Regions from separate parts of the Mus musculus genome. Here regions 2 and 3 are each linked to region 1. The links are chromatin loops, found by intact Hi-C in ENCODE. Cell type or tissue: left cerebral cortex. All regions are shown on one strand.

The links. A loop is a pair of places that touch in the nucleus more often than their neighbours do. Peaks named below come from ENCODE experiments on the same cell type or tissue, not always from the same donor. Only the 100,000 strongest peaks of a DNase experiment are listed, where the experiment ranks them.
Region 2: a loop joins it to region 1, with 3 times the contacts of the local background. A loop is called at or near these places in 10 of 42 quality-filtered maps.
Region 3: a loop joins it to region 1, with 4 times the contacts of the local background. A loop is called at or near these places in 2 of 42 quality-filtered maps.

Annotation. Positions count from the first base shown.
Region 1 is chr11:72,604,926-72,609,925 of GRCm38, forward strand. Ube2g1 (ubiquitin-conjugating enzyme E2G 1) reads left to right here and starts at 2,336. Exons shown (of 6, transcript NM_025985.4): 1 at 2,336-2,710. The coding sequence starts at 2,665. It overlaps Gm51906 (a long non-coding RNA gene), which reads right to left and starts at 2,238. Exons shown (of 4, transcript XR_003949712.1): 1 at 2,016-2,238. In left cerebral cortex, a CTCF peak has its summit at 2,312; DNase peaks (open chromatin) are centred at 2,252, 2,827 and 3,579; H3K4me3 peaks cover 2,671 bases; H3K27ac peaks cover 2,113 bases.
Region 2 is chr11:72,687,495-72,692,494 of GRCm38, forward strand. Ankfy1 (ankyrin repeat and FYVE domain containing 1) reads left to right here and starts at 2,508. Exons shown (of 25, transcript NM_009671.5): 1 at 2,508-2,540. The coding sequence starts at 2,531. In left cerebral cortex, no CTCF peak of the experiment used is centred here; DNase peaks (open chromatin) are centred at 2,489 and 2,712; H3K4me3 peaks cover 2,014 bases; H3K27ac peaks cover 998 bases.
Region 3 is chr11:73,012,753-73,017,752 of GRCm38, forward strand. It overlaps P2rx1 (purinergic receptor P2X, ligand-gated ion channel, 1), which reads left to right. Exons shown (of 12, transcript NM_008771.3): 9 at 156-246; 10 at 639-704; 11 at 1,068-1,169; 12 at 1,309-2,445. The coding sequence ends at 1,374. It overlaps 4732414G09Rik (RIKEN cDNA 4732414G09 gene), which reads right to left. Exons shown (of 3, transcript NR_152202.1): 2 at 3,696-3,761; 3 at 3,104-3,297. It also overlaps a transcript of Camkk1 not described here. Among named protein-coding and RNA genes, the nearest start is that of 4732414G09Rik, 3.6 kb to the right of the region's middle. In left cerebral cortex, no CTCF peak of the experiment used is centred here; DNase peaks (open chromatin) are centred at 2,204, 2,482 and 3,248; H3K27ac peaks cover 2,233 bases.

The DNA of each region.
Region 1 (5,000 bases):
ATACATCCACAAAGATACTCACTTATCCATAATTTAAAAATAAATCATTAGAAAAGAAAAAGTTACTTGAAAGAAAATGGATGGACCTAGACAGCATCTTGCTAAATGAAATAAGTCAGACTCAAAGACAAATGAGTGTTTTCTTTCTCACATGTGGAATCTTAGTTTCAATAAAATTAAGAGCTGAAAGTAGAATGGAATGATTTTTTGGAAGAGGAAGGGAACCAGTGGGAAAGCGATGTGGAACAAGAAGGTAATTAAGAATCTGTGTGAACACGAGCAAAGTGCATATACAAAAAATGTCTTAGTGAAGCTCATTGCTACATAATGAATGTATTTAAAAACAAAAATACAGGGGCTGGAGAAATGGCCAAGGATTAAGAAAATTTCTTTCGGGGCTGGAGAGATGGCTCAGTGGTTAAGAGCACTGACTGCTCTTCCAAAGGTCCTGAGTTCAATTCCCAGCAACCACATAGTGGCTCACAACCATTTGTAATGAGATCTGACACTCTCTTCTGGAGTGTCTGAAGACAGTTACAGTGTACTCACATATAATAAAAATAAATAAATCTTAAAAAAAAAAAGAAAATTTCTTTCAGAGGACACATAGGATAGGATGGTTTCCAGCAATCGTGTAGTAAGTAGCATAAGACCCTCTGCAGGTCCAATTCTAGAGCATCTGATGTCCTCTTCCAGATTTTGGGTACCAGGCATACACATGGTACACATAAATTCACCCCGGCTCATATATATACCCATTAAAACAAAATCCTTAAAAACAAACCCACAGAGGGATATGGTGGGGCATGGTTTTAGTTCCAATCCAGACAGAGGCAGGCAGATCTCTTGAGTTCGAACCTGCAACCTGGTCTGCAGAGGGGTTCCAGGACAGCTAGGGCTATACAGAGAAACTCTGTCTCAAAAAACCAAAACCAACCAACCAAAACAAACAAACAAACAAGCAAAACAACTACAAAAAACCAACCCCTCCCCTATCCCAACCATAAAGCTGGATTAGTCCCTAGGTGGGCAGTATTTCAAAATGGCAGATTCACTCAATGTTTGTTTCTTTGGTCTGGTGGGACAGTGCTAGGGAGGTAAGCCAGGGCCTTGTGCCTGCTTGCCCAGTAATTTTTATTACATGCCTAACGGAATCTGCTCCTCTTGTTCACTTTACTTGGAGTTCACAGAAGCTTCATGCTTTTGTGGGTAGAAATGGACCTGATTTCCTATGCACAGTTTTTGTTTTCTACAGTCCAGGTACAGGGAAGTAGGGATTGAACAAACACTTATTGAAAGAACAAGCAAGGGGCTGGAGAGATGGCTTAGCGGTTAAGAACACTGGCTGATTTCCCAAAGGTCCTGAGTTCAATTCTCAGCAACATGGTGGCTCACAACCATCAGTAATGGGATCCTATGACCTCTCTTGGTGTGTCTGAAGAGAACAACAGTGTAGTCATATACATAAGTAAATAAATCTTTAAAAGAAAGAAAGAAGAAACAAAATTGAGTGTCAATGTTACTTTTCCCCCTTCCCTTTTTTGTTTCTTTATTGCTACAGTGTTGACAAAGCACTCAACTGGGAAATGGGCAAGGAGGTTGGATAAGGTTGACTTTTCCTAATCTCGGCTTTCACACTTGGACTTTACATAGTAGGTGCCTTTTCTAGAGGAGTCTGATCTATTATGGATCCTCATCCCCAGACGGAGATTGGGTATCACTGTGCAGCGAAGGGGACCTGGGTCTTCTAATCCTCAGCCTCAAGTGTTGAGATTACAGGAGAATACCACCTGAATCCGAACCATTTATCAGGTTGTGCTAATCACAACTCTGCACTTTACTCAGTCTTACTATTTACTTAAACGTTTTCTGCTATGAGACTCATAACATTTTTATTTCAAGGACCATTCTGTGCATTCTTTATGAATTATCACCATGCACTCTATTTTGCGGCTGCTTAAAATGGTGCACACCAGTACTAAATTCGGCTTTGTAACAATGACTAATTCGCACACCTCCGATGTAGTGTTGGATGGCTGCTGGGTCCTCGCCAACATCTACCACTTCTGGTCCCATCACGCTTAGACCTCCTGCTTATACCGGGAGGCAGCGTCCTGACCCTCCGCGACCTCTTTGTCATGGCGTCCGCGGGGCGTCTACCAGCCGACGCTTCCGCAGCTGGGCGGGCGTGGACCTTCCCAAGATGGCGGGGCTGAGCCCACTGCGCGCGGTGGGCGGGGTTCCACCGCCGGAGGCGGGGCAGCAGGGCCGAGGGGTCGGGCTAGCAGGAGTGCTGCTTCTGAAGGAGGCAGGCTCAGCGCGCTTGCGCGGAGCGGCCCTGCGCGCAGTGAGGCAGTGGCGGGGGAAGGCACCGGTGGGGCCGACGGGCGGGCAGAGGAGGGAAGCGGGCGAGCGAAGTCCCAGTGCGCGCCGCGGCGGCCCGGGTACCCTCCCCTTCCGGGCGTGAGGCGCTGAGCGAGGAAAGCCGAGCGGAGCGGACTCGCATAGGCGGCGAGGTGCTTCTCGGGTCTCCCAAGACCGGCCTCCCCGCGGCTTCGGCGCTCCGGTCCGGGTTCCTCAACACACATCTAGCTCCAGGCACCGGCAGAGCTTGTCGCCAGTCCGTCGAAGTCCCGGTGGCGGCCCGGGCTCTCGGTGGGGAGGATGACGGAGCTGCAGTCGGCGCTGCTACTGCGAAGACAGCTGGCAGGTGAGCGGCGGGGCGCCGGGCCGCGATCGCGGACTGCCGAGCCACTCGCCTCCTCTCGCCCGCTCGGAGGCTGGGTGGTGGCGGGCCGCGAGGGTGGGAGCCCGCGAGTCGCGGCGAGCTGGCGACACTCCTGGCCCGGCTGTGGAGGGTGTTGGGGGCGGGGACGCTCCCCAGCCTCGCCCTCGGACGGGCCGGACGCCCTGGGCGGCTGCCCCCTCCCCCACGGCACTGGGGCGTTGCGGGGGAGGGGCGTGGGTCCCGGTCGGGCCGACCCTCCCTGAGGGGCGGATCCCGGGCTCAGGTGCGGCGGAGGCCGCGGAACCTCGGGGACCCCGGGAGCTTGCGGGGTCCCCGCGCGGCTGTGAGTCCGAGCCGTGTCGGGGGCCGGAGAGGGGAGGCGCGCCAAACTTCTGGCCCGGCAGCGCGGGGTTCGCGGAGTTAGGGCAGACAACAAAAGCGACGGCGGGGCTGGCCCGGGTGCTGACGCGGGGCACCGGGGGGCTCGGCGGGGAGCGCGACTCCGCTTCGCCTGCCTCCGCCTGGCACGAGCTCGGGCTGCGCCGCCCGTCTGGGGGAGGGTGGGCGCGGGCGCTGGGGAGAGCGGCTCGCTGGCCGGCCCGGGCTTTGTGCTCCGTGGGCACGGCTCGGGCTCCTTCGCGCAGGCTCGCGGCCACCGGGCTGCGGCCCGCCTTAGGCTCTGGCCAGGGGCGGCGGCTCAGTGCCTCCCCCGTGGAGTCTCTGTCCCCCTCCCCCATTGTCCCGGCCTCTGGCCGTTTGCGGCTTCCAGGTTGACTTTTTAGGGGGTTGGCTCCTACTCTGCTAGGACTGTGTGAGCGGAGCATGCGCGCTGGAGGCGTACGTGTGCGGAGTGGAAGGGGGGGAGGGAGGAGGCGGGTTGGTGCCTTCACAATGCCGCCCCACGTGCTGCCAGATTTAAAGAGAAATGAACCGGTAGTTAGCCCTGCTGTCCTACGCCAAGCGTGTGCCTGGCTTGGTTCAGGCGACTTCACCCCTCCTCAACCTGTAGCCAGTCCTCTCCCCCCACCCCCCTTTTAAACTTTCTGAAAGCCGGAATGTTGATAAATGAAATAGATTTCTATGAGTTTGAGGTGTCAGCTAAATCACCTTTATGACTTCTTAAGGAAAAGGTCGACAGGGGCTGTTACAGATTGTATAATTAGGTTTATTATTAGACCATGAGCTAACAGGTTTGGACAAGTATTAAAATTCTAGGTGGGACAGCAATTTGAAGTGGATGGAAAAGTTAGAATCCCCATCAGAAATATTTTCGAAAGAAGTTAAACAATTTATTGCATCTTATTTAAAAACATTCTTTTTCTGAGGTCTTTTTCGCCTTTTGTTTTGGATGAAGGAATTAAAATTTTTGACTTAGTAGGAATTCTTTATCGAAACCTGCCTGGTCTACTGTAGTGGATTCTGGGACATCAAGGGCTATGTAGAGAAACTCTGTCTCAGAAAACAAAAACAAAAACTAACAATAAAATCAACTATCTGCATTAATTTTTATTATGTGGCAAATTATTAAATAGACGGTAAACACTGAATATTAAAAGGATAACCTTACATAGTGGAAATGACATACATTTTTAAAGGTGCAAAAGATTTTACAGTTTAACAATACCACTATGTTAAAATAAGACCCATTTGTGAGCATCTTTTTTTTGGGGGGGTGCTGAGGTTAGACAGTTTTTCTAAGGAGTCCTTCACTGTCTGGAACTCACAGAAATATGCCTGCCTGCCTCTCTCTGCCTGTCTCTCTGTGTCTGTCTGTCTGTCTCTCTCTCTCACAGGTTTTCTCTTATATAACCCTGATTGTTTTGGAACTCCATGTAGATCAGGTTGGCCTTGAACTTAACACAGATCTGTCTTCTGCCTTCCAAGTGCCTGCCCCCCACCTTCTTGTTCTTTGAGCTGGAATTTGAATCCTGTACCACCATACTAGGTTTATTTATTTTATTTTCCACAGAAATAATAAATAATAGTTTAAATCATATTTTAGGGATACTTAACTTTCTCAAAATGTATGGAACAAAGTTTGTTGGTTGAAATGTGAAAATATTAAATTTATTTGAGAAGACTGGATGAGCACCTAAAAATAAAGGCTTTTTCTTTTTTACTTTAGCATTTTTAAATGAGTTTTCTTATCACTTGAAAATAGTAAATGGTAAAATATAATCTTGAAATGAATGAACTTGTATAAATGCCTTAAAAATACTAAATTGAGCTGACTAGGTAACATAATCTGATAAAGTGTCCTCAGTGCTAGAGT
Region 2 (5,000 bases), 83 kb after region 1:
CCATTAGTGACACGATCACAGACTTGAATCCTGTTCACATAAGGGAAGTAAATTAAACAGCTTTCAATAGCCAGACACATGCACAGAAAGTTCTAGACAAGAAGAATGACTTCCTGCAGCAGAATCTAATCGAGAGGCTGAGTGAGGGTGTTATCCCAGTGTCAAAGGGCTTGCCAAGTATTTAAAGCCCCAGCTAGCACCACAAACACACGAAGGGCTGGGGAGATGGCTCCGCTTGGTAAAGTTTTTACCATGTAAGCATGAGGACCTGAGTTCAGATCTCCATCCAGCGCAGCAATGCTTATCTAAATTCCAGTGCTGGAGAGGCAGATTCAGAAGGCATTTCTTGGTCTGTCAATCCATATATTTGAGCTCCAGTTTTAGTGAAAAACTATCAAAAAAATACAGTGAGCTGGGTGTGTTGGGGTGTACCACCTTTAATCCTAGCACTCCAGAGGCAGAGGCGAGTGAATCTCTTGTGTTTGAGGCCAGCCTGGTCCACAGCAGGAATTCCAGGACAGCTGAGGCTACAGACGCTCTCAGAAAAATGAGTGAACTACAAATGAGCAAGGTACCTTGACCTCTGGCCTCCACAAACATGCTACACTTTCACACATAACCTATAAAAGAAATACAGTACTTGAATGCTCACAAAATCTCATTCTTCACAATACTAGAAACCATGTTTTTATTAAGCAAGTTTCTTGATAGTAGATTTTGGTATCTGTGCATCATAAAGGATCTGGCCAAATTTTTAGGATAATCCAGGGCAAGAGTATCTCAACTAGAAACAAGTTGGAGCCTTGTCAAACCTTCCAAAACGAAGTGGGACTCGGATCTCCCGCCTAGAGCAACTTCCCGCTCCACTTTCATTCACCCCTTGTCTGCTCTGGCTCCTCCCTTTGCCACGCCTCCATCCATGGATACCTCTGACCCTAGCATTTGGAAAAGCAGGAGGACCAGTAATTCTAGACCAGTCTGTACTCCATGAGACTTGTCCAAAAAAGTGAAAACAAAAACAAACAAAAAACCTGGCTCAGATTAAGTTTGCTGGGCTTGCAAAGCAAGGCAAAGAGAAAACATGCTGCAAACAGATGTCAGATATGACAGCACTTTCCAACCAGTTAAGTTGTTTTAATGTTAGGAGCTTGAGTATTTTTAGGGGATAGAAGAGTCTGTTTATGCTCAAAGCTGGTTTATCTAGCCACCTGAAGATCTCAAAAACTCATTTGACACACCTATGAACCATCCTCAGCAAGGCAGTGAAGCTTTGAGCTCAGGCACTTCTATTGAAACTAACAAATATTGTTTCTTTAATCACATGTCGCTTATCCAGGGCCACTACTTTAACACTGCCCTGTTATTTCCTTCACTACTGTAGTCTGCTACAATCGGAACATCAGTTTTTAGTACATAATTATCCTTAATGTATTTAAGTGTCCTTCTCTTCCATTTTCTAAGTGTTTTTCAGCCAGGGTCGTCCCCTTTTCAAAATTTTAACCATTGCCCTTACATTTTTATAATCTGAACTCAATCCCTTCATTATTCCATTTCATTGCCCTCTAATGCTTTCTTTAACTGTGGCAGATCTTCCTAAAATCTTAACTGTTCTCTAAGTCACTACTTAACTGTTGATGCATTATTTCTATTCTCCTTTGTTGACCTGGAGGCTTCAGGTGTGCTAAGTACATATTCGTTACCCGGGCCAAGAAAAAGTATTTATGTCAAGTGTGGTGGCACTTGCCTTTAATCGCAGCACTCCAGGCAGAGGCACTAGGGTCTCTTATCAGTGTCAGGCCAGCCTGGTCTACATAGTAAGTTCCAGAACAGCCAGGATTATGTAGAGAAACCCTGTCTCAATTCCCCACTCTACCTACTCCACAGCCAAAAAAGGCATACTATCTAGGATTGTCAGCCCTCTATTTTGCTATTATAAAAATCATCTAATCATTCTCACATTCACAAAAGGTTTAAGCTCCTGGTTTACAATCTGAATTCCTTCTCCATGGCCTTGTCAACCGTTATTAGCTCCTAGTGTTATTTGGCTTTGCCACTTTGACCTCAGGGATCTCACAATTTTGCTTACATAAAATTGTATAGAGATTTGCAGTTTTTGCGACCCCTATATTTGTAACCAGTGTGTTTGCCTGTTTGATAACCCAAGTTGTCTGGTTTTAGCCATAAAAATTCCCAAAGCCCTGGAGAAATGCTATCATTTAAGTATTAGGACAGCGTCCCACGTGGTTACAAAGTAACTTAAAGATCCGCAGTCCCTGCCTCAGAATAGTCCATGTTTGCTCTACCCTGACGATCGCCTGGAGTACGAGATAGCCCAGTCCGCGCTTGTCAAACCTTCCAAAACGAAGTGGGACTCGGACCTCCCGCCTAGAGCAACTTCCCGCTCCACTTTCATTCACCCCTTGTCTGCTCTGGCTCCTCCCTTTGCCACGCCTCCATCCATTCTCGCGAGACTTGATGATTCCCTTGCGCCGGCATTTATCGCGAGGCTGTAGGCAGGGCCGGGCCCGACATGGCGGAAGGTAGGTTTTTTGTGGGGTGGCACGGGAAGACGCGAAGCAATAGGGGTACCACTGGCCGGGCACAGAAGCCCCTGGAAGGGTTGTCCGGCTGTGGTCGTACGGTGCATCACGTGTCTCGCGAGCCTTCCTATGTAGCGTTTCGGGGCTCCCCGGGCCGGGGTTCTCAGCGCCGTTCCTATGGCAACGCCCCTCCTGCAGTCTGTCTTCACTCGTCACCCCCCGCCCCCAACCCCGATCCCGGTAGTCTCAGAACGAGAAAGGGGTCGGGTCCTGGGAGCGAATGCACCCGCGGGACTCGAGAAAGCTGTAGAGGAGCTTCTTGTGCCAGCCATGCTGGAACGGGGAGGGAAGTGCCCCTCTCCTTAGGAAATCGAAACTGCTGTCATGGCAGGTCCTGCATCCGGAAGGGTGCATCTCTTGCCTGCGGAAGAGCTTGGGACTCTTCCTTGGAAGAGCCGGGACTGCAGCTGGACGACGGGCTTCTTGGGCGTGCGCTGTAATAGTCTTTAAGCTTTTTGGCAGCCCTAGCAAATGTGGGCACGCTCAGATTCTCTGAGGTTTACAAAGGGGCAAAAGGAGATGTTTCCTCAGTAAGGAAGTTGACCAAGGTCACACTGCTTGAAAGAGGTGTGCTAAAGCCAGGCTTCGGTTCCTTTACCTCCTGCTTTAGTCCTTCGTCTCTTTTTTAGTACTTTACGACATTGCAGGTAAAGGCATCCGGTTTCTCAGGTGCAGCCTCCCTTAAGGAATAATGTTAGGATCTTTGCTTGCCATAGCTTTACTGTATGAGTTGGGGTGAAAGCCCTGAGATAGTGAGTTACCTAGTAGTGATCAGACAATATTAGACCTGGCCGGTGTGCTTCTCCTGTGTACCCCATTGTTGGAGAAAAATACTTCTTGTTGGACTTTGTTGAGTGGCTGAAGATTTACTTGATCTAGACCTGGCCTATTTTGTTTTTGTCTTTTGTTTGTATTTTTTGGTAAGTGTTGATTAAACTCATCATTTCTTGATCTGAGATTTGGGTAGTGTGACAGTTTGTGTAGTCTTCTCAGATTTGAATTAGGTTTAAGAGTGACACGAAGTAGGCCTGCCAGGTGTGTTATTTGCCCTTTATAGTTAAGTGAACTGAGGCCAGATTCATGGCTGGGACTGGATTCTGTTTTCATTTTTACTTTTTCTATCTGTTAAACACCTTGGAGGTGGTGAACATTGTCCAACAGAGGAGGAGAAAGCGAAGTGACTGAAAGTGCTGGGTGTGGTGATGTATGCCTGCCTGCTTGTAGTTCCTTCATTCAGCACTTGGAAGGATCTGGAATTTAGGGTCATTCACAGCCTACCTGGAGTGCATGAAACCCTGTTCAAAAAATGAACTAGATGATTTTGCACACCACGGAATGTTGTGTACCTGTTGCTCAGCAGCGAGGTTTGGGAGGAAGGTTCAGGAAGGCACGATGTGAGATCGTGAGCAGTGTAGAGCCTTTAAGAAGGAATCTGCGTGTTGGGGAAATGCATGACCAAGTTTCAGGTCGTGGAGGAGGGAGTTTCTCAGTCCGTAGTTGTATTGAGAACTTAATTGTGTTTGTGCTCAGGTTCCAGTTGTGGGGAATTCATACAGGCCAAGGTTAGTACACTGCGTGTTTACTTTTGGTTGCCTTGAGGTGATTAGAAACATCTATCTAGCCAGAGGACAATACACCTTAAGGACAAACCAAACATTTTTCCAGGATTAATCGGATGGAGGGATGAGGTGATCGGGAGATGATAGTCTCTGACCTCAGTCTACCCTAGCTACACTCCAGATTCCTAAGTCCCAGTGAAGACTGTTGAAAATGATGTTGCAGAACTCAACTAGGAAAATTTGAGGAATGGCAAGAAAAACAAAATTACTAAAGATATTTTGTTTCTTATGTTGGCATGTGTTTTTGTTTGGTTTGGTTCTGCTGCTGCTTGTCAGAGCCAGCTGCTGTTCAGAGATAGTCATAAACAAAAATAGCAAATTTTTGTGGAATTAAATTTGAAGATTATTTGTCAGCATACTCTGGAAACGTTCCTGGTAATTGGCTGTTTGGTTCAGGTTTGGGAATTAGTGCTGAGGAATGGCAAGCAGGACCTGAGACACCATGCATTCCGGAAGTTGTCTGCCTTGGATAGGAAGCTTCCTTTTTCCTATGCCTGCTCACATGACTGAATACAGGCACTTAAGTCTACTCTAAAAGACTGTTTTCCTTCCTTTTAAATTTTTTTTGACACACAGTCTAGCTTTTAGCCCTAGTGGACCTGGAACTTGCTGGGTAAATGGGACTGGTTTGGAAGTCACAGAGACACTGCCTTCCGACGTCTCCCGAATTTGGGATTTAACAAAAGGGGTGTGCTACCATCCCAGCCTCTAAAAGGGATTTCTCTTTCCATTTTGTACACTATTTTGTACAACCTAATCTGTGTTTTCTTCATGCTCCACT
Region 3 (5,000 bases), 410 kb after region 1:
AATTCTGTTTGGTGGGAGTCAAGAAAGGGCTGAATTCAACTCTTCTGGATGGAGGCTCACCATTCTCCTTGAGCAATGCTGGAGGGTCCCTTCCTAATGCTCAGGCACACAATGTGCTTTGTCACCTTCTCCCGCTACCTGTCCGTCGCCCCCAGATTTGCCAGGCACTTTGTGCAGAATGGGACAAACCGTCGTCACCTCTTCAAGGTGTTTGGGATTCGCTTTGATATCCTTGTGGATGGCAAGGTAAGTGTCCTATGTGAAGGGATGGCTGCCAAGGCACCTTCCTGCTTTGGATGTCTGTTGTTATGGATGATATGAAATGATATGATATTGTTATGGATGATATGATGGGATGGGTATATTCAGAGATCTGCTTTTAATGACCATGGGTATAGGTGATGACCCTGGCCAGGCTTTGAGCCACTGCCATGGCTCTCCTACCATCTCCTTGGGTCGAGGGGAACAAGGTTAGAGTCAAAGCTCAGGTTTACTGACCTGGAGCTGGCTCTCAGGAGAGCCACAGCCCTGGATCACTGGTAGCAGGAATAGTGTGGAATTGTAGGAGGCAGGTTTGACTTTCCCTAGCTGGGCCCCTTCTGTTGACCTGGCTTTCCCCCTGGGCCCTGCCCAACCAGGCTGGGAAGTTTGACATCATCCCTACTATGACTACCATCGGCTCTGGGATTGGCATCTTTGGAGTGGTAAGTACTGGGGATACATGTTTGCTGTCTGGAGTTTGGCTGCTACTCTTCTACACACAGTAGCAGAACCCCAAAATGTGACCATAGCTACCTTTCATGAATGAAACAGCAGCTGCTTTCCCAACCCTAGAGAAACGGTGTACCTGGGGAAACTGAGGCTCAGCGTTAAGGCAGGAGAGAGGTAGGATGGGCTGACTGGGTCCCAGGAGGGGCTTGCAGCACCTTAGCCTGTCTTCAGGAAACTAGGGTCCAGAGTGGCAGGATTTAGCCAGGACCACAGTCAGTGGGGACCACTGTAGGACATGGAAGATCTGTATCTGCCCCAGATTCCCATTCTCCGTCCCTGCCCCTCCTTGTCCTCAGGCCACAGTTCTCTGTGATCTCTTATTGCTCCACATCCTGCCTAAGAGGCACTACTACAAGCAGAAGAAGTTCAAGTATGCGGAGGACATGGGGCCTGGGGAGGTAGGTGAGCTTCATCTTCTTGAGCTCCCTTCAAAGACCTCAAGCTTGTCTGCCTGTTGGCAGGTGCTGTCCTGCAGGGCTTGGTGCTGCAGGGCAGTGCTTCTGGGGCCTGACTTGCGTTCCCACATTGCATACACAGGGTGAACGTGACCCCGCGGCCACCAGCTCCACTCTGGGCCTGCAGGAGAACATGAGGACCTCCTGACCTTAATCTTGAGCTCCGGACTTGACTCAGTGTGTGGCTTCCAGCAAGGGCTGGTGGCTTTGAGCCAGGGCAGAGGTCATTGCCAGAGGCTTTCCTGCAAGGCAGATACCAGTTGCCCTCTGGTTCAGCCAAGACATTGGAATCCAGAGCTCTGGGTCCAGATCCACACTTCCCTTCCTGAGGGATGGCCCCTCAATTTTTCACTATTCTGGGTCCCTCTGGCTGGGTTCCTCACACACCAGTACCCTAGCTTCGTGCTTATGGCTCAGGCTGCCACTGTCTACCCCACAGCCTCACCTGCCTGGCTTTGGGCTCTTCCACATGGTAGCCACTAGCCAGATGTGTCAGTTTGAACTTAAATTAATTAAAATATAATAAAAAAAGATGGCTGGGTTGAACTAGTTATGGGGACACTTTTGGCCTGTGACTGCCATACTGGATAGCAACAGATGTTTTCATTGTAGGAAGTTCCAAAGGAATTCCCTGGGAGGCTCATCAACAGTGCGGGTGCCTGATACGCACCCCACCTCCTCCTAAAATAGAAACACAGGGCACTTTGTAGCTGAGGCTTAAGAATTGCTATCCTAGAGCTTTCTGACTCTTAAGCTCCCAATCAGCCTTGGGTCAGCCCCAACTGGCAGGTGCAGGCACTGAGCAGGGTCTCAAACACCCACAGCAAGTGTGTAGTGTTGTTCTCGTGCCACACAGGGATCACAAACCCCCATGTGCACACCCCCTCTACACATACAACCCTCCACCCCCTCTGTGGGTTGGAACAGCTTGGGTGCTGCAGGCACAGCCATCTGAACACACCTACACTCCCAGGCAGGGACACACGGTCTCCATACAGTATCACCCCCATGGGGCGATGCTCTCCTTCCTGAGGGAGTCATACCAGACCAGCCCTTCTAGCCACTGAACCTTACTCAGCTACCTCAGGTGGAGAAGTAACCCTGATGAATCTTGGCTCCTTGCCTGTGGCCCAGTCCCAGCTTCCACGGCCTGCCCAGCTTGGCTGGAACATGAGGGCTGAGGAGGCAAGGGGTGAGACACAATAAAAAGAATGAGGACAAATGGCTGTTTTTTGCTTTCCTTTCAAGCCTGTCTGAAGTTCAGTGTGCTTGCCTGTGAGATGCACAGCTGCGCTGAACAGCTGAGATCCCTGTGAGAAGGCTGGTGAGGGGTGCCTGGGCCAAGATGAGCCAGTGAGCCTACAGCAGTCCCTGAGCTCTGTCTCTGCACAGGACAGGGCACCGGTGCTCTTCCCAATAGCAAGGAACAAGTTCTTCTGGCTGTGGGGCAGTTGAGCACACCAGAAGCAGCCTTGAGGGAGCATGGTTGAGGGAGGGGCTTGTTGTCCCAGGGATCTGGGGACACTTCCACGGACATGAGGCTTGCAGCTGGAGAGTAGAGAAGGCCACATAGGCACACCCTCCAGCCTGGGCTCACCTCCAACCAGGGCTGCTAAGTACCTCCACCCCTGCTCTGTCTAGACCAGTCTGTCCAGCACAACTACTCATAGTGATGGATCTGTACTGTCCAATATGGTGGCCACTTGCCAAGGGTAGCCAGTGAGGGCCTGGAGTCATTTCACTTTTTAGTTTTGTTTCAACAAAACAAAACAAAACAATGCCTTGTTATGTGGCATGATTATGTGGCATGATTTTAAACACATGATCCTCTTGCCTCAGCCTCTCAAATGCTAAGATCACAGATACTCGGCACTATACCCAGTTCTGATTTACTTTTAATTCACTAGAATAGCTGTATGTAGCTATTTTACATGTAGTGGCGGCTAGCAGAGTGGACAGCATGGACCAGTTGTTCTCTCAGACCTTGGCCTTCTGCCAGCTTCCCCAGCCAAGAACCTTCCATCCTCCTCTTTTGTAGTCTCCACAGTCTGTGCCTACTGTTCCTTTCCTCCTGCGTGGAAGGAAAAATAGTACCTCAGGCCAAGGCGGCCTCCTCTCTCTTAGCCTGTGCTCTGCACGTCTTCCTCTCTTGCCTCCTTCTCTGGCTCATGTTGCCCTGTAGAGCAGCCTACTCCCTCCTCGTTGCCACCCTTCCAGAAAGACCAGTTTGCCCTTCTCAGTAACTGGCCTCCACCCCCCATCCCTTCCAGATGCCCTTGCCAAGGTCACCAGCAGAGTCCTTGATGTAAAAGCCACGGGGACACTTGGTCCTGCATCTTGTTTGGCTCCCAGCATTTAACCGTTTTTCAAAGATTCGTTCTAGTGGTACCCCAGTGCAGCCTCTCCTGGTTTCCCGGCAGGCATGGAGTGTAGGGGAAGAAGGCCTCTTACAGCTCTCATATGGCTCACCCTGTGTCTTTGGTAAGTGGCTTCTCTCCAAGGCTCCTCGGTGTGTCTGGGTACTGGTGGCAACCTCTGCTAGGGTTGAGGTAATACATGTGAAGTGCCCAAGGCAGTGCCTGATATACATTGTCTCTGGAACTCACACACACACACACACACACACACACACAGGGTCTTCTTGGTTTCTTGGTGCTATAATCCTTGCTCCTTGGTTGGGCTTTTGGCTGCCTATGATGGAGGTTGCATTTGTTGTTGGTGGTGGTGGTAGGTTTTTTCCCCTTTCTTTCCTTTTTTTGTTTTGTTTTGCTTTGCTTTGTTTCGAGATACGTTTCTCTGTGTAGCCTTGGCTGTTCTGGAACTCGCTCTATAGTCCAGGCTGGCCTTGAACTTGGAGATCTACCTGCGTCTGCCTCTGAGTGTTGGGATTAAAGGGATCCACCACCACTGCCCGGCCCCTTTTCATGTTCTTGCTCTTGCTACCTGGTCTGGTTATGTGACAAAATTCACGTTAGTGGGATGCACAGGGAATGTTCCGTGGCGCTGTCTTTAAAAGAGCTACTGTTGGGGTAGAGAGATGGCTCAGTGGTTGAGAGCACATGCTGTTCTTACAGGGGAGCCAGATTCAGTTCCCAGCACCCACACAGTGGCTCACAACTCTCCGTAAGCACACACAGATGCACATATAGGCATACATGTAGGCAAAACAGTCACCCACATAAAATAAAGAGTTAGCATCGACCCTTCATTATTTTTCTCCATTCCAAAACCTGGAATGCATACGTGATAACTGGAGTTCCAGCCCCTATTCAGAATCACGAGGTCAAAGGCCATCTCCAGGGCTTCCTGGTGCAGGGAGTGGAGAGAGCCACATCTCAAAGGCTTTTGTGGAGCAGAGCCATCATACCAGCCCAGAACTGTTTTTCAAGATTTATATATATGTAAGATTTGTTGTTGTTGTTGCCTAGATCTTAATCTGATCCTCTCAGCCTTGCTTCAGTTGATCTGTTTGAGCCTTTCCATTAGAATTATGACTGGATCCTCAAGGACTCTCAAAACCATCTCTTCAATATTGGGGTATAGCTCAGTAGTAGCATCCTTGCTTAGAATGCAAGAAGCCCTGGATTCAATCTTCAAAACTGGGGGTGGGGGGAGGAGTCTCTGTAGCCCAGCTCTTTCCTGAACTCCAGCCCTATAGATCCAATCCTCCAGTTACTGGACCCAATTATTCATTTCAACAAATACATGCTGGGCATGCATCAGGAGGTCAGGCTGTGCTGGGCGAATTCATCTCGACCCTTGCTCTCAAGAGTT